Linked DNA regions of Mus musculus: regions 1 and 3 are each linked to region 2. The links are chromatin loops, found by intact Hi-C in ENCODE. Cell type or tissue: left cerebral cortex. All regions are shown on one strand.

The links. A loop is a pair of places that touch in the nucleus more often than their neighbours do. Peaks named below come from ENCODE experiments on the same cell type or tissue, not always from the same donor. Only the 100,000 strongest peaks of a DNase experiment are listed, where the experiment ranks them.
Region 1: it touches region 2 in a loop (3-fold over the local background); 25 of 42 quality-filtered maps call a loop at or near these places.
Region 3: a loop joins it to region 2, with 4 times the contacts of the local background. A loop is called at or near these places in 24 of 42 quality-filtered maps.

The regions. Positions count from the first base shown.
Region 1 is chr8:10,439,061-10,447,060 of GRCm38, forward strand. It overlaps Myo16 (myosin XVI), which reads left to right. Exons shown (of 35, transcript NM_001319151.1): 19 at 573-644; 20 at 3,158-3,299. Among named protein-coding and RNA genes, the nearest start is that of Gm51561, 13 kb to the left of the region's middle. In left cerebral cortex, no CTCF peak of the experiment used is centred here; a DNase peak (open chromatin) is centred at 3,719.
Region 2 is chr8:11,184,532-11,192,531 of GRCm38, forward strand. Gm15418 (a long non-coding RNA gene) reads left to right here and starts at 3,198. Exons shown (of 3, transcript XR_003947509.1): 1 at 3,198-3,487. In left cerebral cortex, a CTCF peak has its summit at 3,179 (motif pointing left); DNase peaks (open chromatin) are centred at 1,342, 2,156, 2,594, 2,679 and 5 more places; H3K4me3 peaks cover 1,190 bases; H3K27ac peaks cover 592 bases.
Region 3 is chr8:11,008,623-11,016,622 of GRCm38, forward strand. Irs2 (insulin receptor substrate 2) reads right to left here and starts at 307. Exons shown (of 2, transcript NM_001081212.2): 1 at 1-307. The region is part of intron 1 of 9530052E02Rik (RIKEN cDNA 9530052E02 gene); the gene reads left to right. In left cerebral cortex, a CTCF peak has its summit at 4,964 (motif pointing left); DNase peaks (open chromatin) are centred at 354, 1,002, 1,928, 2,627 and 1 more place; H3K4me3 peaks cover 1,582 bases; H3K27ac peaks cover 2,074 bases.

The sequences.
Region 1 (8,000 bases), 750 kb before region 2:
CTTTCTTTTCTCGAAAGGGGGTGGTTGACAAACGTGCTTTCGTGGTCCCATTCTGCACAGGGGTATCATCATATACTTTAGATCATTTGATATTATTAGAATATTCTTTGCCCCAACCTGCTGTCCACACAGTATTTGGAGAGGAGTCGTTAGCTAAACATTATAAACTCACAATTACTTTCCTTTAAACACCATGTTCAAAAGCCCCTCTTGTTTGATATTGTTTTCATGGTCACATCTAGTTTTAAAAAAATATCCTCAAACCACGGGCTTCCAATAAATGGCCTATTTTCACCTGTTTCAAAGTTATTTTAATAAGGAATTTGGAAAAAAATAATCCAGCCCTATCTACAAGGGTGGTGAAGGGGAAAATATGTCCTTACTAAATCCAGACAGACACAAGATCCCACCAGTGTCTGGAGTACTAAGGCATTTCTCTAGATGAGTTTAAGCCAGAGAGTAGAAGTTGCTCTCCTTCTAACATGAAGTATGCACACAATGGACACAAATCGCAGTGTTCTTAGTGTTGAAATGCATGGTGCTTTCTTATTTACAGCTGTGTTTGATTTCAGTGGCAGGTATGTTGCAAGTGTCGACCGACGAGCTGGCATCCGCCCTAACAACTGATATTCAGTATTTTAAAGGTAAGTCCTTGTGCAACCTGACTTTTACCTTTGTACAGTCCCTGGGCTTCTTTGAAATGGGGAAATTAAACACAGCCTTGCCTGTCTCCACACGGGGGAAACTGTTTGCATGGACTGAGTGCCAGGAGAAAGCACTGAAAGGCTGCTGTATGGGAACCCTGCCATGCTCCCGGGAGATCATTCTGAGTAACTAGCCCCCTTCCTAATCAACCTGTCAGTTCAGAAAAACAAAGCCATCAATCTAAGAGGATGTATTCTCATAAAACATGGATCTTCATGGGGGAGGGGTGCGGCCTTCTCTCTGCCTTTCCCCGCTCAGAATGGGGGCTGTCATTTATTTGGTGTTTATGAGGGAATGGCATGGAGCCAAATGGTCCGAAGTTTGTCATTTCTGATCTCAAGAATGGTCAGGAGGCGGGCATAACTATTACTCTCCTCAGGGAGGAAAGTAGTCAGATTAAAAGGGGTTAATCACCAGAGATGCCAAGCCACTGGTAAAGAAGCTGTCTACCTTCACAGGGCGGCTTCAGCCCTCTGTGTATGCCTACTCCCTGTGGCACCCACTGGTGCAAGGCCGTGCTCCGTGCACAGGAGACTAGCACTCCTGCATGTGCTTCAGCTATCCACTGAAATGTCAGGATGGATGCCCTTCTTCAACCTTCCTCTTCATAGCTGTGAGGGCTGGCCTCCCCGGGCACTCTATGTCGAACTTACCAGCTGCTTCGTGGGTCTGGCTTGCAGGGATTTTGATGCTTGGCTAATGACCCCTACTGCTTAGAATCCCCCCTTCCATGCTAATCAACATACTGAGTTTTCCCATGATCCATCCAGCTGTTCCCCAGGTTCTGCTGGCTCCCCTTACCCCTCACCCTTCTCTACCAAGTAGGTTGGGTCCCTCTGACCTCTCAAAGAGCTTCCCTCCTCACAGCCCTCCATTTCCTGTCCAGCATCACAGCAGCAGCTTCTGTTGGTGTTTTCTTTCCTCTGGAAGTCGCTCACCTCCACGGGAATGAAATGGAAGTGTGCTTCTCACCTGCGCGCAACAGTCTTTCCAAGACACCACTTTTCTTAGAGAATGCTCCTCCCTATAGGACAGACTTCCAGGCCCCCTTAGCCATTCTTAGCCATGTCTCCATCTACGTCTCTGCTCCCACCTATGTCAAGTGCCTGGAGTTCTCAAGATGCTGCTGGTCTTTCTGAAGACATGTTCTTAGTCGGGGTTCTGTTGCTGTAACAAAACACCATGACCCAAAAGCAAGCCAGGGAGGAAAGGGTTAATTGTGCCTACACTTCTGAGAAGGAGGTCAGGACAGGAACTCAAGAGGGTCAGGAGACTTGAGACAGGAGCTGATACAGAGGCCATAGAGGGATGCTGCTTGCTGTCTTGCTTCGAATGGCTTGCTCAACCTGCTTTCTTAGAGAAACTAGGACCACAGCCCAGGGATGAGACCACCATGGGTTGGGTCCTCCCCGAATTGAGCATTATATGAGAAAATGCCTTACAGCTGGATCTCATGGAGGCATTTCGTCAACTGAGTCTCCTTCTTCTCCGATGACTCTAGCTTGTGTCCAGTTGACACACAAAACCAGCCAGTGCACATGTTAAATTCCGCTGGTCACTCACCATCCGGTTCCCTCAACACATCCCACCCAACCTCCTCTCACCACATTGCCCACCCTTCAGAGCTCCTCAACCACGTGAACCCGGAACTTTCGTGGTGACATCTGGAAGGCTGCACTTGTCCCCTGCCTTAGTGGGCTTTACCGCACCCATGGTTTTGACCGTGCTCTTTCAATTTAGTGAAGTTCTATCTTGTCTCAGTGGTGGCTCCCCTCTCTTTCCTTTCCCTCCAGCCAACTGAGGGACTCTCCCATCCCTGCCATCTGCTCAGCCTTAAGGACTGAGACTTAAGGACACGCCCTGCTGGCCAAGGCCACAGGCGAGCATTCTTGAGCCCGGCATTCACACACTGTCTCATCCAGCAGTACTGTACTGGATCTGCCTGCATCCCAGGTCACCCTAACTCTCTATCCTGAGTCCCTTCACTGGCCTTCCATTCTGGAACTTCTCCTCTCTCAGGATTCCCATGGCTCCACTTGAGAGTGACAGGGGCTTCTTCCCGAAGGCCCTGTTTTGTCCCCTGGACCCACAGGCACATTCTGATTGATTTGACCATTACTCTCCAGACAGGCAAGTGTTCAAATGCCCTGGGCCAGCTCAGTGCCCAACCAGTGAGCTATTATCCGAAAGCTCACTCACAGGACCCTGAGCTAGCTCTCCAACTGAGAGGAGGTGGCTCAGTTGCAGAGAGGTGCAGAGGTATGCGTAGAAGCCTTAGTAAGAAGTCAAGGTACACGACACTTCAGATGTCGATAACTGTCAGGCACCACCTTTCGGGGCCCTTTCTGGACATGGCGGACATCATAGAGTGTGAGTGGGACATAGACAGTTGTGTTGGCTTCTAACAAGGAGACCATTGTCCACAATTCTCCTCTTCCTTTCACTATTCCAGGAGATGTGATAATACGTCGACACACTATCCAGATGGCTGCGTTTTACCGCGACCTCCTGGCCAAGTCACTGTACAGTCGTTTGTTTGGCTTTCTGATAAACACTGTGAATTGCTGCCTCCAGAATCAAGATGAATATAAAAGGTAGGAACAGTGGATGCTTGCATCTATGTTTCGATGTCACACATAATTCAGGAGGTCTGGACACTGAGCCTTTGGTTACCCTGTCACAGCCCCCCTCAGTAGCTGTTAATGTTGATTGCAATGCCACACACAACTCAGGATTACAGGTGCTGGGCCCTGGGTTATCCAGCTGCATGCAATTCAGGTGCTGTGGATGGTGGCCCAAGTGTTACTCTGCTTTAGCCCCACCCTGGAGAGAGGCTTTACCTTACAGCATTGCCCAGGGCTGGCTTCATTCATGCTTCATTTTAGCAAGCTAACCTCTCTGGAAGGTATCAGTAATTATGCTTTAGAACTATAAGCCCCGCCCCACCTTGCCACCCACCAGCACTGAGGGATGAATCAAACTGTCTCTCATGCATAGATATGCAAATGTGTTCTCTCTAGAATGAAGGTATAGATGTGGCCTTTTGTGCACGAGAAGAATAGAAATTTCATGACTCTAGGAACAAGACAGTCTAAGAATATCTAAAGCTCAGGGGTTGGTGAAAGCCCACGTGTGTCTCTTTCAGAGCCAGTTTGATGATGTGTATGACTCTGCCTTGAGATTCCTCACCTGCTTCACGCGTTGTTTGACAAAGGGTCTCTGTGGTAATCCTCTTGGCTCATACCCTTAATCATCTCTAAGCAGTAGCTTTTCAGGGCTATTTGATCACCTAAAAATTATAGATTCCCCTGGCATTTTGTCAATGAAAACCTCCGTTATTATTCTTGTTACTGGTAATGACCTTGAAGAGACATCTGAAAGTAAAATCACACTCAGAAGTCTTCACAGGCATGCTTGACTTTGAATGAAACTCTGAGAATTTTTCTGCTGTCCTACAGTTCTTTACCAAATCCCTTGGATTAAGCCATTTCTTGGAAAATATTAAAATTAACATCAATTAATGGGAAAGTTCTGAGATAAGCATAGGTATTTCAGGTTTTGAACTAAGGGATGTTAAAGTTCTCTAAATGTACTGTGCAAAAGTCTCAGCACTCAACAGTGCATGTGTTCAACCTCCTGGGACGTTAGGGGGACTTCTGTGCAGAATCTCTCCTCTCTCTCTCTCTCTCTCTCTCTCTCTCTCTCTCTCTCTCTCTCTCTCTCTCCAGCCTGGCTCTCTCTGGGGTTATGAGGGCCCTAGCTCTTGCTTCTCTGGTTACTAGTTGGTCTGTGGTCCTCCATCTTCCCAACCCTTACCCACCCTACGATGCAATAACTAAGAGAAGGAGCTTAAGTTACAAAGGGTTTACTCTTTTTTTAAAAAATTGGTTATTTTATTTATTTACATTTCAAATGTTATCGCCCTTCCTGATTTCTCCTTCAAAACCCCCCTACTCCCTACCCATACCCCTGGCTCCACAAGGATGCTCACCCACCTACCCACCCACGCCCGCCTCACAGCCCTAGCATTCCCCTACCCTGAGTCATCGAGCTTTTACAGGACCAAGGGCCTCCCCTCCTATTGATGCCAGATGGGCTATCCTCTGCTACATAGGCAGGTAGAGCCATGGAAGGGTTTTCTTTTGTTTCTGCGTTGGAAGAGATACAGTCTGCCATGGCAGGGAAGGCTGAGGGTCAGAGCAGCCAAGCCCAGCGAGTCAGTGAGCCAGGAGGCAGAGGAAGGGGAATAACCAGGATTGAGTTTGTTCTTCCTTTTTACTCTTAACTTGGACCAGGATGCTGGTCCATGGCAAGGTACTGTCCACATGGGGGAGGGCACTCTTCCCTTACTTCAGTCTCACAAACAACCCACCAGAGGTGTGCCACACTAATACCCCCGTGCAGTTCTTAGTGCCATCAAGTCGGCAATAGGAAGATGTCAGTCTGTAAGTGTGACAATTATTCACAGCTGCTACCAATGTGCTAAACTTACCGAATTAACCTTGTAGAAAAATAGTAGCATCCTTGATCACGTGGACAGTGATCAATTCATGTTTAATTAGCGCATAAGCCCGGAGACTTCTAGAAAATTTCCACTTGACATTTGAATCCTGCAGAGTCTTGAATTTTTATGATTGGAAACACTTGGATAAGTTGAAGAGAGGAAGCGTGGCTTCTATTACAGTGGGTATCCTGCCTGGTGTATCAGAATGGGAAGGTGGAAGGCAGCCTTCGCCTTTGAATGTCTTTGTGGGGGGACATACCTGAGGAAAGTATTCATGGAGAACAAGAAATGAATCATAAATTATAGGTATACACTCCACCTCAAAGAGACAGCATCTCATTGGAATTATTAACATTTTTTTCAAGAGCTACCAAAGTTGGGTTTAAATGCCCTAGCAATGAAATGGAAACAACACCTGTAGTATTTCTAACACTTGGAAATTCTCAGAATATTCATATACTAAAGGTCTGCTTCTTGATTCAGAAAGGTTGGAGATGTTTTCAAAACCTTATAATACCTTGTGGTATTTACCAGTCGTCATTTATTCTAAAGTGTTACAATTTCATGGACAATGATAAGTTTACAACTCTGGTAACTGAGTGGGTGAAGTTGGCAAGCACACTGAAGTAGTGGGATATTGCCCCATTCGGTTTTATTGTGAACATTTCAAGGGAGAATAGATGCTGGTCAGCTGTACGTTGAGGGACGGTGGAAGGAGCGAGCGAGGTCAAGGCGGATCTGATATCCTCTCTGGGAAAGACCACCTCATTTCAGAACATAAAATGGATCTAATATGAAAACGTCTCTTCTTGATTCTGTGAAGACATTCCCGATGAAGCCTTGTGGTGTCAGGCAGGGGACTGTTCATGATGAGTTAGTTAAGAGGAACAAACTGTCCCCACACTTGCCTGGACAAGCCAGTCTGGAAGATTAATGTGAGCTCTTCTGGTCTCCTGTTTGTTGTGACCTTGACATCTGTGTGGCTCTCTCGGGACGCCTTAGGCTGTGGTTGAGGCAGGTCGGACATGAAGCACATGGGAGCGGTGCTAAGCTAAGTTCAAGGTGACCTGACGCACTGAGGAAGGGAAAGCCAACAACAGAAGCAGTGAGAGCATGGAAACCACTAACCACCATGCTTCATGTTTTCTTACATTTCTGTCGTTCCCAAAGTGTGTGTCCACACGTGCCTTTTGGGGTAAAATCCTGTTAAATAGCTAAAAACTAAAACCAGATATTTTATTGTTAAATGAGCAAGAACTGAGGTGAAACAGGAGCTCTCCAAAGTCTTTCTCATGGCGCATGCCTTTAATCCCAGCACTCGGGAGGCAGGGGCAGGCGGGTTTCTGAGTTGGAGGCCAGCCTGGTCTACAGAGTCAGTTCCAGGACAGCCAGGACTACACAGAGAAATCATGTCTCGAAAAAAAAAAAAAAAAAAGAAAAAAGAAAAAAAAAGAAAAAAAAGAAAAGAAAAGAAAAAAAACACATTTTAAAACCAGTTTTCAGATGTTAATCACTTCTGGGGGCATTTCTTTTTCTAAGCTATAATTTCTGGGCAGCGAGAGGAGTAGATGACGGTGTCGCTGCTAAAAGCTGGCGTAACCTACAGCACTGTGGACACAATCTGCTTTCAGGACCACCCCTTGCTCCCCAGCCTCCTGTGAAAGAGTCAGACCCTCCCTGTGGTCCCCTGCTTCACCTCTGTCAACCTCACCTCTGGTTCACTGCTGGTGGTACCCTGCTTCTAGGGATACTGTTGTCCTTCTTAGCTTGGGATCAGCCACGCAATGAGGCAAGAGGAGTCAGAATAACAAGTTATGTGTTAGAGCTCACATCTGGTGTGTCCACCAGGTCCCTAGCTCCTGACATGAGCAGTGGCCAGCTCCTGCTCTAATAGAGCCCAGGAAAGAACAGCTAAGGGCAGTTTCAGCCTGTTTCTTAGCCAAATTCTGTTCTTATCAAACACCAGAATATCAGTATATTAATATATTTGCTCACACCCCCTCCCAGTTTCCAATGGGAGACAGACAGCAGAGCTGCAGTGCCTGGGAGACATGTGTGTGGTGGACTGTCTGTGGAAGGAGGCCTGGGACTCCATAACGCCTTCAGAAGACACATGAGTGTCGTGTAGAGTCCTTAGACCCAGGAGATAAGTCTCCAGCTGATAGAGATCTTGGAGATCCTATTTTTATGGATCTCACCTTTATTTTTCTGTTTTAAAATCATGCAGCCAAACATGGATGACTGCTGGAGGTATAGAAAAATGCCCCCACAGTTCGTTAGTCTCTTAGTTACTTCTCTATAGCTGTGTTGACCAGCTATAGAGAAGCTGACCAGGACAACTTATAAAAGAAATTATTTATCCTAGCTTACAGTTCCAGAGGGTGAATCCACAGATCGTATGGCAGGCATCAGGCAGGCAGCACAGAGCCATAGATGAGAGCTCACGTTTTGAGACACAATCAGGGAACAGAGAGAGCTAACTGGGAATGGCACAGGTTTTTGAAGCCTCAACTAGTGGCACGCTCCCTCCAACAGAGCCACACCCCCTCCAACAGGGCCACACCTCCTAATCCTTCCTAAGCAGTCTACCAACTGGAGACCAAGTGTTCCAACATACAAGACTGTGGGCCTACCATCTGCTTTTATGGAGGCAACTCCTCGGTTGCGGTTCCCTCCTCTCGGATGGCAAGCTGTCGAGGTGGCATAAAGGTAGCTAGCACAGGCCCTGAGCAGGGTGTCCCATAGCCCTGGTGGGTATCAGTGGTGTGTGCACCACAGAGACAGGTATGGG
Region 2 (8,000 bases):
AGCCCCCATTCCAGTTATCCCAGACCCACATGAAGACCAAGCTGCACATCTGCTACCTATGTGCAGGGAGGCCTGGACATATGTCCAGACAGTGTATGTTCTTTGGTTGGCAATTTAGACTCTGAAAGCCCCAAATGTCCAGCTTAGTTGATTCTGTTGGTCTCCTGTGGAATTCCTATCTTCTTTGGGGCCCACAATCCTCCCTCCTATTCTTCCATAAGGGTCCCCAAGCTCCATCCACTGTTTGACTGCGGGTGTCTACATCTGTTTGAGTCAGTTGGTGGGTGGAGCCTCTCAGAGGACAGCCATGCTAGACTACTGTCTGCAAGGATAACAGTGTCATTAATAATGCCAGAGATTGGTGCTTGTCTATGGGATGGGTCTCAAGTTGGGCCAGTTATTGGTTGGCCATTCCCTCAATCTCTGTTCCATAGCCAATCCCTGCATTTCTTGTGGACAGAATAAGCTTTGAGTCAAAATGTTTGTGGGTAGGTTGGTATGTTCTACCAGGGTTCCTGTCTGGAGATGTTGCCTTGATTTGCATCAGGATCAAAGGCCACTGATGTAGCCTCAATGTGACATGCCTTCAGTATGTTGTGAGCATGAGCTCTTGGGCCTCAGCTGTTGTGTGACAAGGTGTGGAACCTTTTGCATGTGAAGTGTTCACCAGCAGATGAAGGGTTATAATCCGGATAGCCACTGAGACATGAACAGCCTCTGCTTCTACCACCACAGCCACAAGCAGCTCTCAACACCAGGCCCTCAAGACCATCTTGGCTCGTGCACTGCTACAGTGCTGTTCGGTAAGACCCCAGTCTTTATGATGCAAAGTTTCAATTGTACTTCACACAATCATTATGTCGGGGGAGGGAGGGGTGCACTCACCATGTATACACGTGTGAAAAACTTGCAGTTAGTGTCAGATGTCTTCCTCTATAGATCTCCATCTGGGGTGTGTGTGTGTGTGTGTGTGCGCGCGCACGTGCGTGCATGTGTGTGTGTGTGCATATGTGTGCCTGTGTGTGCATGTGTGTGTCCAAGTATGTTTGTTGTTTGTTTGTTTGTTTGTTTAATGAGATGGGGTCTTACTGCAAAGACAAGACTGGCCTCAGACTCCCAGCAACCACATACCTCTGCCTCGAGTGCTAGGACTAAAAGTGTGTACGGTCACGCCCAGTCCACCACCTCACTGAATCTGGAGTGACTGTTGTTGACTGCTTAGACTGGTTGGCCAGGGAACCCCACCCATCTGCCTGTCTCTAGTCCACTAGTACTAGGATTATAGATGTGAGCTGTCACACTCTGGGATCCAAACTCCAGCCCTCACACTTACCCAGCAAGCTCTGTCCCAACACCCATCCTCCCAGCCCTTCCCACACACTTCTGTCTAAGAAGTGCTGATGCTTACAGAGCTGCCAGCCATGATGGACAGAGCAAAGGAAAGAGCAGTGCCCAGAGGGAAGGTCCCAAGGCCACACCCACCTTGTGTCTCCCCTTCCTCCTCTTAGGGCCCTGGATGCTCTGGGGCCCAGTACCAGATGAGGCAATGGTGAAGAGAAAAGATTTCTCTCCTTTGAGCCGCACAAGCTGAGCTGTGCTCTGCACCTGCCGAGGTGTTCTGGGGTCTCCGATACCTGAATCTTCAAGGTTCTGTGGAAAAGTTTGTCAGAACTCCCTACTGCCAGGTCCCCCACTCTGGACAGCCAGCCCTGCCTTGTCCTCACAGATCATATTTCCCAGCTTCACTGGGCTAGAGCCCCCTTCCCCAGAGGAGACCCTTGTGCAGAGGGCAGGTGTGGAAGGATAGATGGGGGGTGGTGCATAGCCAGAGGCTAAGCCCACCTGTGGTACAAATGCATCACCTCTAAGAATGATGAGACACTCACAGCGGGAGCTGGTGAACCGGCTCCGTCGGTAAAACGCTTACTTTGAAAACATAAGGACTTGAATTCAGATCTCCAAGACCCAAGTCAAAAGCTGGGCATGGTCTCTCTCTCTCTCTCTCTCTCTCTCTCTCTCTCTCTCTCTCTCTCACACACACACACACACACACACACACTTGTAATATAGCACTGGATGGTAGAGACAGGAGAATCTTGGCGGCTTGCCCAACAGCTAGTTTAGACAATCGATGAGCCTCTCCAGAGACCATGTCTCAAAGGAGAAGATAGACACTGATAAAGGAGACGCCCAGCAGTCGCTTCTGGCTTCCATATATGCACACACACATGCATAGACCACAACACACACACAAACACAACAATGTCCATTTTCTTGGCCTCTGGTGTGGCAAGCACCCTTCTCCTGTAACCAGAACATCTGTTAAATATCAGCAGATTAATTGACTGATAGAAAGTTCTGACTATAGAGAACCCAAACTACCTGGGCTATCTTCAGCCCCCGCCCCCCTTATAATCTACTAATGCCAGCCTAATATCTGATCTAACATCCGGCATCCCTGGGACCATTTGGTGAATCTTTCAGATGCTATTTAGCAAACTCTCAGCTTCCCTGGCACCAGAGCTAAGAATATTACCAGATAGCATCTGAAACTGACAGCAGAGAGCTCCCTGTCCGCTATAACCCCTACCAGATGTCCCCAGCAGCATTTGTAAATGCACTGATTTATTTATGGCTTTGTTTTGGTTTGTGACTACTAAAGTCACCGGTCCACAGCGGAACATGTCGTTCAAGGTAACATGAATAAACAAATCCAGGTGCTGGCTCATCTCTGCACTCTTTGCACCAGGAGCTGTGTTTGGCATAAACACTTCCCTCTCTCGGAGTCATACCATGAGACCCTGTGCACTGATGCTGTGGGTCCGTATTCCCAAATCCTTCTCCCCTGGGGAAAGGGTCCTTAGTCCCTTGGGCTCCTACTCAAGTCCTACCAAGCTGTTGCAAATCCACATTCCTCTTTTTCATGCAAAATGAAATTACACCCAACGCTCAGGAACGTGCCTCCACTGCCGCTGTGATTTCTCCCAGAACTCCCCACTCCTCACCCTTCACACAAGGCCAGGCCAAGTCATCCTTACTGTATTCTCACTGTACTTTCACAATTTTAATTCACAAACCCTGTTCTGTTTCTTCTGGGCTTCCTGATGCACAGCAGACCCTTAACCCTTCTGCCAGGGTTAAGCGCGATAGCAAGTGGACAAGGGCGCCACCTACAGGTGATTTTGACAAATAGCATAGATGCCCTCAAACTGGGCGGCAACTTGGTCATCGGTGTGTAAGGACCATCACTGGGATGTGATGATCGCATAGCGACCGCCCTAAGTTCCCAACTGCATCCGCAAGCTGGCTGGTCCCCGCAGGGCGTCCAGGTACACGCTGTGCCAAACTTGCCCGCAGCAACAAGCCAAGGGAATCGCGTGGGAAAATGGAAAACAGGCCTGCACGCCTCCGCGGGAAGTTGATGATCAGCAGGAACCGAATCTCCGAAGTCACCCGCAACCCCGCTCAGACTGGCAGTCTAAAAAAGGTATTTCCTGGTGGCGGGAGGGTGACTCAGTTTCCCGGTGACTCAGCGCCGCAAGTGCGCGGTGGTGCGGGTGTGCACCGCTATTCCGGGTGAGGCGGTGGATGGTCCTCGCGAGCCCGCGCAGCTCAGGAAGCTCAAAGTGGGGTGTAAGAGGAAGAGCTCCCCACGCGGGGGATGCGGGGAGGTGACTCAGCTGCGACACAACGCTCGCGGGGCTGCAGATCCGCGCCACCGTGAACCCCTGTTCAAAAGCGCGCAGGCCACTGGGTCCCCACGCGCGCATTTGTTCCTGTGCTTCCCCAAGGACAGGCCACTGTCCCCCAATGAACACGCTCTTCTCAATATCCTGTGCCATGTGGTCACAGGAGACTTCGTCCCGGGACATGTCCCTGCGGCAAGTGCCACAAGTGACCCATTCCCCCGCGTGGGAATTGCGATCCACACTCTAGAGCCCCCACCCCCACCCCTTCAAGCCCTTGGAGCTTGGATGCAAACTCCAGAGGTGACTGGGTAGCTCAGCTGTCCTGTTCCTGGGCTACAGTTACAACTTATGAGTCCTGAGGGCCAGCAAGGAACTGGTAAGAGCTGTGTGAGCCCACAAGGCACTGAACTAGCCCGCAGCTCTCCTCACAACAGTGGGGGGGGGAGGGGGGAGGAAATGTCTGGGATGCTGCCTGCCCTCCACCCGCAGAGCTTGGCTCCCACCGCCTTGGAGTCTGAATCTTCCAGAATGGAGCAGCCTAACAATCGATACCATGGCTCAGAGAGGATCAAAGGGCTGTTTTCCATTGCAGTTCAGAGCCCAGGGAGCCTTCCACACCAGCACCCACAGATGCTATGCTGCCATCTATGCGGCTATGCGGCATAGATAGGAAAATTTGCTTTCCAGAGGATGGAGGATGGGGAGGAGTTTTTCTCCTAATGTATCAAAACAAAACAAAACAAAACAAAACAAAACAAAAAAACTTTATCTTGGGTGTGATTTGTAGGGAAAAAGAAGAGGGAACTTGAGATACCTAAATTCAAGTGCAAAGTGGATACCTCTCAATGGGTCACCATTTCTCTCTCTCTCTCTCTCTCTCTCTCTCTCTCTCTCTCTCTCTCTCTCTCTCTCTCTCTCTCTCTGGCAGGCACACACACACACACATCCCAAATCCATGTGACCTGGACTTTGTAAGGGGGGGGGGGGAGTTACTACTTTGTAAACTAAGAGGATGCCAAATTGAACATTAGATTAACTGGGGACACACACACACAAGTGTAATTTTCTTCTCTCAAGCCAACATCGGAATAGCCCCCCAAATGCAAGTAACTTGATCATGAAAATAAGGACAAGGGGCTCCAAGTGTCACCTGTGGATCTCTCAGATCTGGAATTTCGAAGGCCGAGGACTACAAAACCCTCAAACTGGGCCCAGTTTGAAGCACTTGAACTATTGTGGTAAGGCCATCTTAAATCCAAGAGCATGAAATGCAGCTTTGCATTGTAGGAATCAAATCAGAGTAAATCATTCAACTACAAGTGAGGACAAACAACAGAATCGTCTCAAAGCCATTTTGATAAACTTGTAAAAAAAAAAAAAAAGATGCAGAATGTAGTTCAGGCTGGTGTGAAGGAAGAGCCCGGATGTAATCCTCAGCTAACCCTCTTTTCTCTTTTCCTCTTCGTGGGGACACTGTGAAGTAGGCAAGTGTTTGATTTCATTCCCAACCCAACCCTCTGGTCTATCTCTTCCTGTTGCATAACTGTACTTTTAATTTCGACCTAATTTTCACATCTGACGGGTCGTAAGCTTGTTCTCCGATGACTTGCTTCTTACACGGAGCACTGTAAAGGACGGGTGTTCTTTAGTCCCCCTGTTCCTCATACCTAAAACACAGCGAGTGTTTATGCTGACGATAAAACAGACAGAAGAAGAGAGGGATGGATGAGGAATGTATGGGAGGAGCCGTGGGTGGGAGGAGCCGTGGGTGGGAGGAGCCGTGGGTGGGAGGAGCCATGGGTAGAGGAGGTAGATAATGGCTGGGTAGGTGGGTGCCGGGTAGATGGGTGGGAGGAAGGACTGAAGCACAGGATGGAGGCAGAGTGCAGAAAGGCTAGATGAGGGAGCGCAGTCGGGCTAGCTTTTCTCTTCCTGTAGATTCCTCCCAACTTACGATTTTGGTTTGGAAAAACTTCAAATAAAAAAAAAAATGACCTAAATCGTGCAGATCCCCAGCCTCTTCTATAGTTTATATGTGGCAGAGCCAGAATCTATTTCCTCTCAGTACAAGGGATGGAATACTCTTTCCAGGCAAGCACACCGTTTCGGTGATGTGCCCACAACCTGTAAGACTTGTATCTAAATAGCAATTGTTCTAGTGCCCTGACTACAACACAGTGGCCTTTGGAGTCAGACACGAGATGAGCAGGTGATCTAAGGAGTTGAGGGATCTGGTATGAAGCTGACAGGGCCCCCAGTTAACGCAGAGAATACGTGTTGTGTGTAGTGATATCCACAACAGACAGCTGCTCCAGGAGAGCCAGCAGTCACGTGGAGATAGAAGAGCCCTGGCAGAGTCGCCAACTAAATCAGGGACGCGCAGTGCTCTCGAGCATTAGAGAGGAGTGGGGAGTTTTAGTAGGGTAGAAAGTTCAGTGGTTAAGAGTGCTTGCCACACAGTCATGAGGACTAGAATTCAAATCCCAGTTCCCATAGAACAAGCCAGGCATCCCATCAGTACAGAGAAAGTAGGATTGCTGGGACTCGTGGGTTTCCAGTCTAGCTAAACAAACACAGTGACCGGTGGAGAATGAGACCTCACCTCAAACGGATAGGTGGAGAGTGAAAGAGGGTATTCAATGCCCTCTTCCGGTCTCTGAATTAACACATGCGTGCTCGTGCACACACACACATTAAATAAAAGCATCCTTTCAGAACAGAAGGGCAAAAGTTCAGCCATTTGCTCCAGTTTCACACATCACCCTATTTTGAAAGCTGATTTCATCTGCATCCCTTCCTTCACATGCATGCATGGACTGGCCAGTAGATGTCCGGAATGTGAATGACTCAAATCTGCTATGGTTTAGACAGAGATTTTCTCCAGGGAAAATTGGATGCTAAGTCCTCAAATGTGGTGGTGCTAGGATACTCTGTCTGTCCTCAAGTGTGGTTATGTTGAGATGTTTGGTCTTCAAATGTGGTGGTGCTAGGATGCTCAGTCCTCAAATGTGGTGGTGCTAGGTTGCTCAGTCCTCAAATATGGTGGTGCTAGGTTGCTCAGTCCTCAAATGTGGTGGTGATGGGAGGTGGTAAAGTCTTGGAAAGGAGGCCAGAAGCAGAAGGTAATTGCATCAAAGAAGGAATCGATGTACATCTATTGGACTGATTTAGCTGCCAAAAGAATGGGCTGTTATTTGAAGAACCGGTGTCATGTTTGCTTCTCTGGCCTCCTGTCTCACCCTGTGCCTTCCCCCATCAAGCATACTTCCATACACTGTCGTTAGCCATGTCATGAACAAGGACCTCACCTGGGCCCAGCAGATGAGGCTCCACAACTAGGATCTAGTAAGCTTTCCTCTAGATTAGCTCTCTCAGGACAGACCTGGACAGCACTGCCAAAGGCGACCAGGCATCAACATACACCCCACACGCGGAGCAGAAAGTGCAGCCTGGAACCTACCCCAGCAACTGGGCTCCCATGACCAAGAGCAGAAAGGCTTCGACACAGAAGAAAGGCACAAACCTATGGATTCAGAAGCTCAAAGAGACCAGATCCGTATCAAGGTGTAGTGTGATCAATTATGGGAAAACTGAGCAGAGTCAGCAAGGAACAGTACAGGAAGCCAGGGAGCATTGTGCTCTTCTGAGGGTGAGCGCCTGGAAGATTGCAGGGTCTCGCCTGACGCGGGGCCCAGACGAAGGGAAGGAAATGGCAGTGGGGAATGACTGAGAGGAACGAGATGTCACAATGCAATCTTCCAGGAACACGCAGTAAGGACATTTTCAGCTGACAAGAAACCAGACTCATCCTGCCCTGCAGACCTGCTTGCTCTAAAGGAAGTTCTTGAGCCACCAAGCATGTCGGTTCTAGAAATAAATATTTGGAATGAAGGGAGAAAACAAAAGTGAGAAATATCCCGCAAATTTTAAATTATTCTGGAGGTCACTCCTGCAATCGTAGCACCTTGGAAGCTGAGGCAGAAGAATTGCTGCAAATTTGAGGCGATTCTCCACCACATGTTGAGTTCTAGGCCAGCCTGGAATACATAATGCAGTCCTGCCTCAAACCAAACTCAAACCAAATTCAACTATTCTTTACTTCTGTTTTAAAAATATGTCAACATGACAAGCCGCAGAAGGTGGGTTAAAACAGCATGCTGGAAATGTCACACACACACACACACACACACACACACACACACACACACAAAACAGGAGAGAAGAACTAAATCTCAGGGGTAGCAAATAAAAAGTAAACAAAAACTGAGACACAAATCCAAATATAACAATAATTAAACATGAATGCAGTCT
Region 3 (8,000 bases), 180 kb before region 2:
ATGCTCGGTGCGGGCGATGGCCACCCCCCCGCTTCGACTGTCCGCTGCCGCTGCTTCCCGGGCTCTCGGGCGGCGCCCGGGGACTGGCTGGCTGGGTCGAGAGTCGGGGTCCCCGAGTCGCGGGGCCGAGCTTAGAACGCGCGCGGCCCGTCTGCTGCCACCGTTCTGCACTGCGCGACGACGGTCTGCGTCCGGACACTCGGGGCCCACACTGCCACTGGGGCCGCTGCTGCCGTTGCTGCCGCTGCTGCTGCTGCCACCAACGACGACCCGGGCTTGTCGCGGTCCCCGCCGCACAGTGAGTAACACATCGCGCACCGAGTGACTGAACTAAGAGCAAAACAACACGTGACTCTGCGTTACGCAGGCACACTCGCGCGGACGCCCCGCCCCGCAGCCCTGCATTGGCGCCGCGTTCCCCGACGGACAGCGAGACGGACCAATGAGCGTGAGGCACGGGGGGGGGGGGGAGGCGGACCGACACCGGGCTGCGTTTCCCGCCGTCCCCTCCCTCCCCCTCTCCGAGGCCGGGCCGGGGCTCGGCGGGGGCCGGGCCGGGCTCATTAATCAGGGGCTCGTTGTGGATGCGGGCGGGGGCGATGCCACCCAAGGCGGGAAGCCCGCCGTGGAGAAGGCGGGTGCGGGGTTTGTGCTCCCGCCTCGCGTCCCACTAACTGGCCCCAGGCTTCCGCCGCGGAGGGGGAACGGGGGCGGGAGGTCGGATCTGGTGCGGGGCGGCGGTCGGACCCCAGCAGCCGGGGTGGGCGCGCGGCGCAGGGCGGTGCCCGCTGTGGGTGGCAGGCGCGCGGCCCGGCTTGTTTACGAGCATCGTTGCCCGCGAGCTCCGGGTCGATGGCAGCTCGGTGCCTTTTCCCGGCGGCGAGCCGATCGAGGGGCGCCCCGGAACCCGCCCCACCCTCCGCAGGCGTCCGCCCCCGGCCGTGGGCTCTTTCCGGGGCGTCATCAGAGCCATTCACTTGTCAGGTTCCCGGGAAGTGGAAGTCGCCTGTTCTGGATGTAATAGGAGAGAGGAGGAGGGCGTGCTGGCGTAGGAAAATGCGGTTTCCATAGTGCCGGGAAAGGGCGGGCCTGGGCGGGAGCGGGGAGCTGGGAGCGAGTGCTGGCGGGCGTCCTCCCCACGCCCCGCGCCCTCACCGCTCCCGGCCCGCGCCCCAAACCGTGTTCACCCAGCACCCGGGCTATGGGCGGGCGTCGCCGAACCTAGGAGCGCGGCCGCGGGCACAGCGCCAAGCCAAAGATGCCCTTGAACTGCTGCTTTGAATTTCTCTATCTACGTGGCCTTTGTGACTTTCAAAGTCGAGGGCAAATAAGCACCTGCATGTCTTCTCTCCTAACTGACAGCGTGAGGGCCGCTAGGAAGGGCAATGGTCCGCGCTCACGGAAGGCGGGCTTGGAACCCTGCTCTGGATGCGTAAACAAAACAAACCCTTGCCCATCTAGGGAGAAAGTATCTAAATGAAACAATTCAGGACCAGAGTTTATCTTACAATTTAACCTTGGTTATTTTGTTCTGAGTCCTGGAAGTTCGCGGTGGAATGCCCTGCATAATTTACAAATCATTGTAGCAATTACAATGACATGTTTAAGAAAAATAATTGCACAGTGTGATTCTGAAGACCATAGATGCTTTACCCTTTGTGTAAACTGTGCCTTAAACACCCTAATGATGAATTTGTGCCAAGATAACCCAAGCCGATATTGGACCTGCTCTGTTTTTAGCTTGTATGCGGCTATGATTATGATTATTGATGAATAGCAAAAGCCTGGGGAAAACCATCCATTAGTAAATATCATCATAAAATTAACCTCAAAAGGGTGTGTTGAATTGGGTCTTCCATTTTAAATTATACTCTTTAAAAATAAAGGACCAGTAGATGCCACTGTTAGCGTCTCTACGTGTGCAAGGGTGTGTGGCTACACACCCTCGCACACATATCCCTCTATGTGCAAGCTGTGGTTGTGAGTGTGCCAAGCACACGGTCTTGTGGTCGTTGGCTTTTATGCCGCCTCTATCACCAAGCATTATCGCTAACCAGAAGAAACGTAACAACACGACAGGATTTTTATCTTGGAGCTCGAAGAAAATGTGGCTCGATTTTTATTGATTGTGATAATTTACATCCCACTTTATGAGACACATAAATGAGCCTGTGTGTTCTGTAACCTGAAATAGCGCAGGACAAGAGGCCACAGCGTCAGTACCCTATGCTTTTCTTTGAAAAAAAAAAAAAAAGCACCATTTTTGCTTTCTTTTTTTATTCTGACTCTCAATACAAAATTAGATTTTTAGGAATGCATTGAGTGCTGACGTTCTGTGTCCAGTGGAGCCTGGCCAGTAGCAGCTTTGTTTTCCTTGGGGCTGTGTTAATGTTGCCTACCAGGGATCAGAAGCAGGTGACCTGTTGTGTGCTGCCCCAGTCACCAAGCTAGCAGCACAGGAGGGGTCAGGGGAGGTACCAGCTCTGTCAGTCGTATCTGCTCTCGACGAGGTGACGGGCCTCTCTCTTTACAACAAGGTGCTTGTTATTCTTCTGCCCTGGAAGCTCCAAGGGCAAAGTCAGAGAGGCTCCCACTCTATTAGAGAGCGAGCGCCCACCCTCGGAGCAACCTGCTTTCTCTCCTTCCTGCTGCCAGATAAGCTGCTTATTTACTGGAAGCCGGTTGTGTATCTTGGGATTTTCCAACTGTTCTCTCATACTTTTTCAGTACTAGTCAGCTCCTAACATCTGTCCACGTGCTGTGCTCACGGGGACTGGGTGCCATGTACCTGGCCTGTTGCCAATAAACAGCCTGGCTGCAGCTTTTCCTCCTGCCTTTTGATCTTTTCCTTAGAATCCTTCTTTTCCTTTCACAGCTGACAAATGACCATAAGGTTTTGTTTGGTTATTTTTTGATTGTTTTGAGACAGAGTTTCTCTGAATAGCCCTGCCTGTCCTGGAACTCACTCTGTGGACTAGAGTAGCCTCTAGGTCTGAGATCTGCCTGCCTCTGCCTCCTGAATGCTAGGATTAAAGGTGTGTGCCACGGCTGTTTACCAAGGAAGATATGGGATTTTATTTTTAATAAAAATTCATGTAATTTTGCTTCTTTTATTAAAGATAGCCTTTCAGGAATAAGTTAAGTATTTTCATTAAGTTCTTAATTGTATAAATAGGTAAAATGCATTTAAAATTCATGATATAAATACTATTACCAAAATGAATCATAGATTTTTTTTCATGTAGAAAGGCTAGTATAGGAGAAAAGTATATAGTTTTAAAGTTTTTCTTTAATTCTTCATGCATAATGTGTCTGACAGAATTTTATGTCTAAGTCAACTTTGAAAGCTGACTAAGCAAATTGTCAAGTGGACTGCTACATGGCCAGTGTGAACAGCCCTCACTTAAAATGTGTTCCAGGAAGCCTAACAATAGTTTATGTTGGCAAGTCTGTTTCCCCTTTAGAAAGGATGGCATAGTTGGCCCTGTTACACTGACCTCAGTAACTTAGTTCACAAGTATATTCAAAACATTTGCATTTCTGATGAATGAACCTTGAGCAGACTTTTGCCCATCTAGGATTAATAGGGAGACTTGCTGCATTTAATGAGCCCCCCCTCGCATCTCTTTGCTAGTATGTTTCAACTGAAATTACACAAGAATTTTGTAATATGTGAACTCTGTGTTTGCAACAGGATAACTTCTCGGCAAGAATGTAACTGTTGTCTACCTCACTCAGTATCTGTGCTTGGAAGTGCCAACAGCTCAACAATCAGAACGTGTAAAAACTCAGCAGGCAAAAACAGGTGAAGCTCTATTAAGTTCAAGGTCAGCCTAGTCTACTCACAGCCCAGTCATGTCTCTTAGTGAGACCTTGTCTCAAAAATGAAACAAACAAAAGAGGAGAAGAAGGAGGAGGAGAAGGAGGGGAGGAAGGAAGGAAGGAAGGAAGGAAGGAAGGGAGGGAGGGAGGGAGGGAGGGAGGGAGGGAGGGAGGAAAGAAAGAAAGAAAGAAAGAAAGAAAGAAAGAAAGAAAGAAAGAAAGAAAGAAAGGAAGGAAGGAAGGAAGGAAGGAAGGAAGGAAGGAAGGAAAAAAAGGAAAGAAAGAAAGGAAGGAAGGAAGGAAGAAAGGAAGGAAGGAAGGAAGAAAAAGAGCTTATGTGAATGTGTATACATTGATTGTATTATTTCATTAGACACTGTAATAGCTTTCCACCTTAGTATTCATTCTGTCCATTAAAAATGTTGATTCGCCGGGCGTGGTGGCGCACGCCTTTAATCCCAGCACTCGGGAGGCAGAGGCAGGTGGATTTCTGAGTTCGAGGCCAGCCTGGTCCACAGAGTGAGTTCCAGGACAGCCAGGGATATACAGAGAAACCCTGTCTCAAAAAAAAAAAAATGTTGATTCAACAGTCTTGATAATCCTAGGCACTAACTCAAGGATGGTTTTCTAAAATAAAGGCTTACTGAATGCTACAACCACCATAACGTATAAAGTAAGAACTGCCTGCTTCTGGGTCCACACAGTGGATGCCAGGGACATTAAGAATGTCTCTGAAAAAATAAAAATAAAAATAAATAAAAAAAGAATGTCTCTGAAGTGACACAGCTATGTTTTCTGAAGGAGAAATAGGGACAGCTGGGAGTGACCTTCTGCAAGTCCCTGAGCCTCTGGAGAGCAAGGTCAAATTATGCTCTTTGCTCTGTGCTGTGGATCAGGAGCAAGCAGTTGGCCTGGGCTCCAGAAGTAACTGACACAGCCAGCTGCCTCCTGCCAGGTGGCCCAATGTTTGCTGAAATTGTTTCTCACTCCAAAACCTGCCATGTCCTTACAACCATTAGCGGGCTGCTTCTCGAGTCTGTATTGTAAGGTTGTTTTTAAAACCCAGCCTTAAGGATTTCTACCTCGGGAAATGTGACTGGCTCTTACCCACACTGCCACCCACTGGCGACGTCTTTTTCTAAGGCGTCCAGTGAGCACAGCTGCCCCTCTGCTGGTGCCTGAAGGGTTGTTTCATGAAATTACTTCCCACCTACCGTACATCGGCTTTGCTGAGATCCTGAAGGATGGCAGTTAAATGTGATTTAAGATGTAAGAGAGACGCATCGGTGCAGAGGACAGAGTAACAGGTGAGGAGGGACGTGATCAAGGCCTGGGAGCAGACCAGCAACTGTGGAACGAATATGAGCACATTCAACACCATAGGGTGCAAAATATCTACTAACAACAATTTAAAGTTTCGGAAAACAAACCAGCACAAGAAATCAAGAACTTAAACTCAGGATTATGCTATGCCTTGCTAGATAACACCAAAGCTAACCTTCCTCTACACTGGCTATTCAACTTCAGATGCTTTGTAGAATAAGCCAGTGTCACATAGAAAAATTTCAAAATGAAATAAAAAAATATGAGTGGGAAAGAAAATAATATGAATGACAAGTGTCAGTCACAAGTGTGTATCGGTGTTTCTGAGTAAAATAGTTAGAATTGTGTGCTAATGACTTCTTAGCTCATTCTGAATATGCAACCTTTTTTTTTTTCTTTTGATTACTTGGTCTCAGTTTAGACCATGTTGGATTCTATTTTATGCTGCAATATAATGGCAATAGGAAGATCAGTGGTCTGTTTAGAGAGAGCTATTATTTGCCTAGAAGGAAGGATCCCAAAGGCTTGATTGATGTGTGTCCTGCCAATCACATCCTTGGGATTCTGCCTTTACAACAAAAGCTGGCATACAGTATCAGTAACAGTAGTTGGGTCTGGAGAGATGGTTCAGTGGTTAATAGCACCTTCTGCTTTTCCAAAGGGCCATGACAGATGGTTCACAACTGTCTACACAGCTCTGGGGAATCCAATGCCTCTTCTAACCTCTGAAGGCACTCAAATACACGTGACATTCACTCAGACAGACACACACACACACACACACACACACACACACACACACAGAGATAAACTAAATATTAAAAAATAAAATACCAGGCGTGGAGAGACTACTCAGTGGTTAAGGGCACTTTCTGCTCTTGCAGAGGACTTGAGTTCAGTTCTCAGCAACTACAGGAGGTTTACAACTACCTGTAACTCAAGTTCCTAGGGATATAACACCTTCTGACCTCAAAGCATCAGACAGGCATGTAGTGCACGTAGATATGTGCAGAGGACGTTCACACATGCATATAAAAATAAATCTTAAAAATGCATCAGAAACAGTAAACTCATAAGAGTGTCACATTCTCTTAAGCTCTCACCTTTCTTACTCTCATCTCTAGCTCTCCTTTTCCCTCTCCCTTCTCCCCTTCTTTGCCACGTGGCCGTGGCCAGCCCCCCCCCCCCTCTCTTCAATAAAGCTCTAAAACAAAAAACAAAAAAAGTGTCACATTGTTGTGCTCACCCTGACACATGGCCCTTAGCGTATTCAGAGGAAATTTAAAATTCCATCCTCTGAAATGTAGATGTTATAAGTATATGATTCTTGGTCAAGAGGGAACTCAACTGGTGTCTTTTAATTCCTGGATACAGAATTCCCATCTGTATGTCCTATGACTCCACATATTCATAAAAGAGTAAACAAGAGAATTTGGGCTGGGGATATAGCTCAGTAGTGAAATGTTGACCAACATGGATGGAACCCTAGGCTGCAACCAAAAAGAAAACAAAGCCATTTAGCTCTTCACGCATGTCTTATACTTTTGCCTTATTTAAAACATTTCTAACACAAATGATAGTAACTAAACTAAGTAACTGAAAAGTACACACATTCTCAATTTCCCCAAAACAAAGTAACCAAATCAGCTTGTGAAATGCAGGCAGTATCCCCTGAAACTGCTCATCCAGAGGCTGGAAACTGCCCTTTATACAGACACAGTCTAAGAGGTAGTACTGGGGATCAGTACTGCCCTTTATACAGACACAGTCTAAGAGGTGGTACTGGGGATCAGTACTGCCCTTTATGCAGACACAGCCTAAGAGGTAGTACTGGGGATCAGTACTGCCCTTTATACAAACACAGTCTAAGAGGTAGTACTGGGGATCAATACTGCCCTTTATGCAGACACAGTCTAAGAGGTAGTACTGGGGATCAGTACTGCCCTTTATGCAGACACAGCCTAAGAGGTAGTACTGGGGATCAGTACTGCCCTTTATACAGACAAAGTCTAAGAGGTAGTACTGTGGACCAGTAGCAGCAGACCTTCCAACATTGGCAACTTCCTTCTTGGGGTTTTAGAGGCCACACCAATGCTGCTGGGCTAAAAAGAGAATTACACGTTGATCCTATCTTAACGTGTTCTTCACTATGGAGTGGAATAGTGCCTATCCGGTAGGTTCTGAATTTGAACATTTGGAAACCCTATTATGAAGCCTCACTGTAATTAAAAACAAAACAAAACAACAAACAAACAAACAAACAAACACCTGAGATGTACTGTGACTTGTTTGACCTTTATCTGGGTGAGCGCAGCCGCGCAGCATGGTGGGGGTTCAGGATGACAGCCATGTCCTGAAGTATGTGTGTTAGAAGGGATTGATGGACAAGCTATTAGTGTATCTTCAACTCAGATCATAAAAATCAGCCAACACTAAGCACCTAAGCATGCCGTGGGTATCTGTGAAGCCTCATTGTTTACAATGATCCAGAATGCATGTCTTTGCCTCTGAACTCTTCTGCCTCCATAAGGTTTATGGGGCTAAAGACTTCTGTTTTTATAAGCATCTTTAGTTGTGACATAGAATTTGAAAATAGAAATTGTCACATGTTATTGCAACATCGTCTGGTCTTTTCTCAACTGTAGTTTTAATTCCTGATACTGTAGTTTTAGCCCATCCTTTCAGAGTAAATGGTTTCTATCTTTCTTTTCCATTTTTTTTCTTAAGGCCATACTTTATGTATATCTATTAAAAACATAATAGAATGATTTGATGTGGTTCTAATCCTTAAGCGTGGAGAGTTTCATTGTCAGCATTCATATTAGAATCCACAAAGATTCCAGGAAAAGACGATA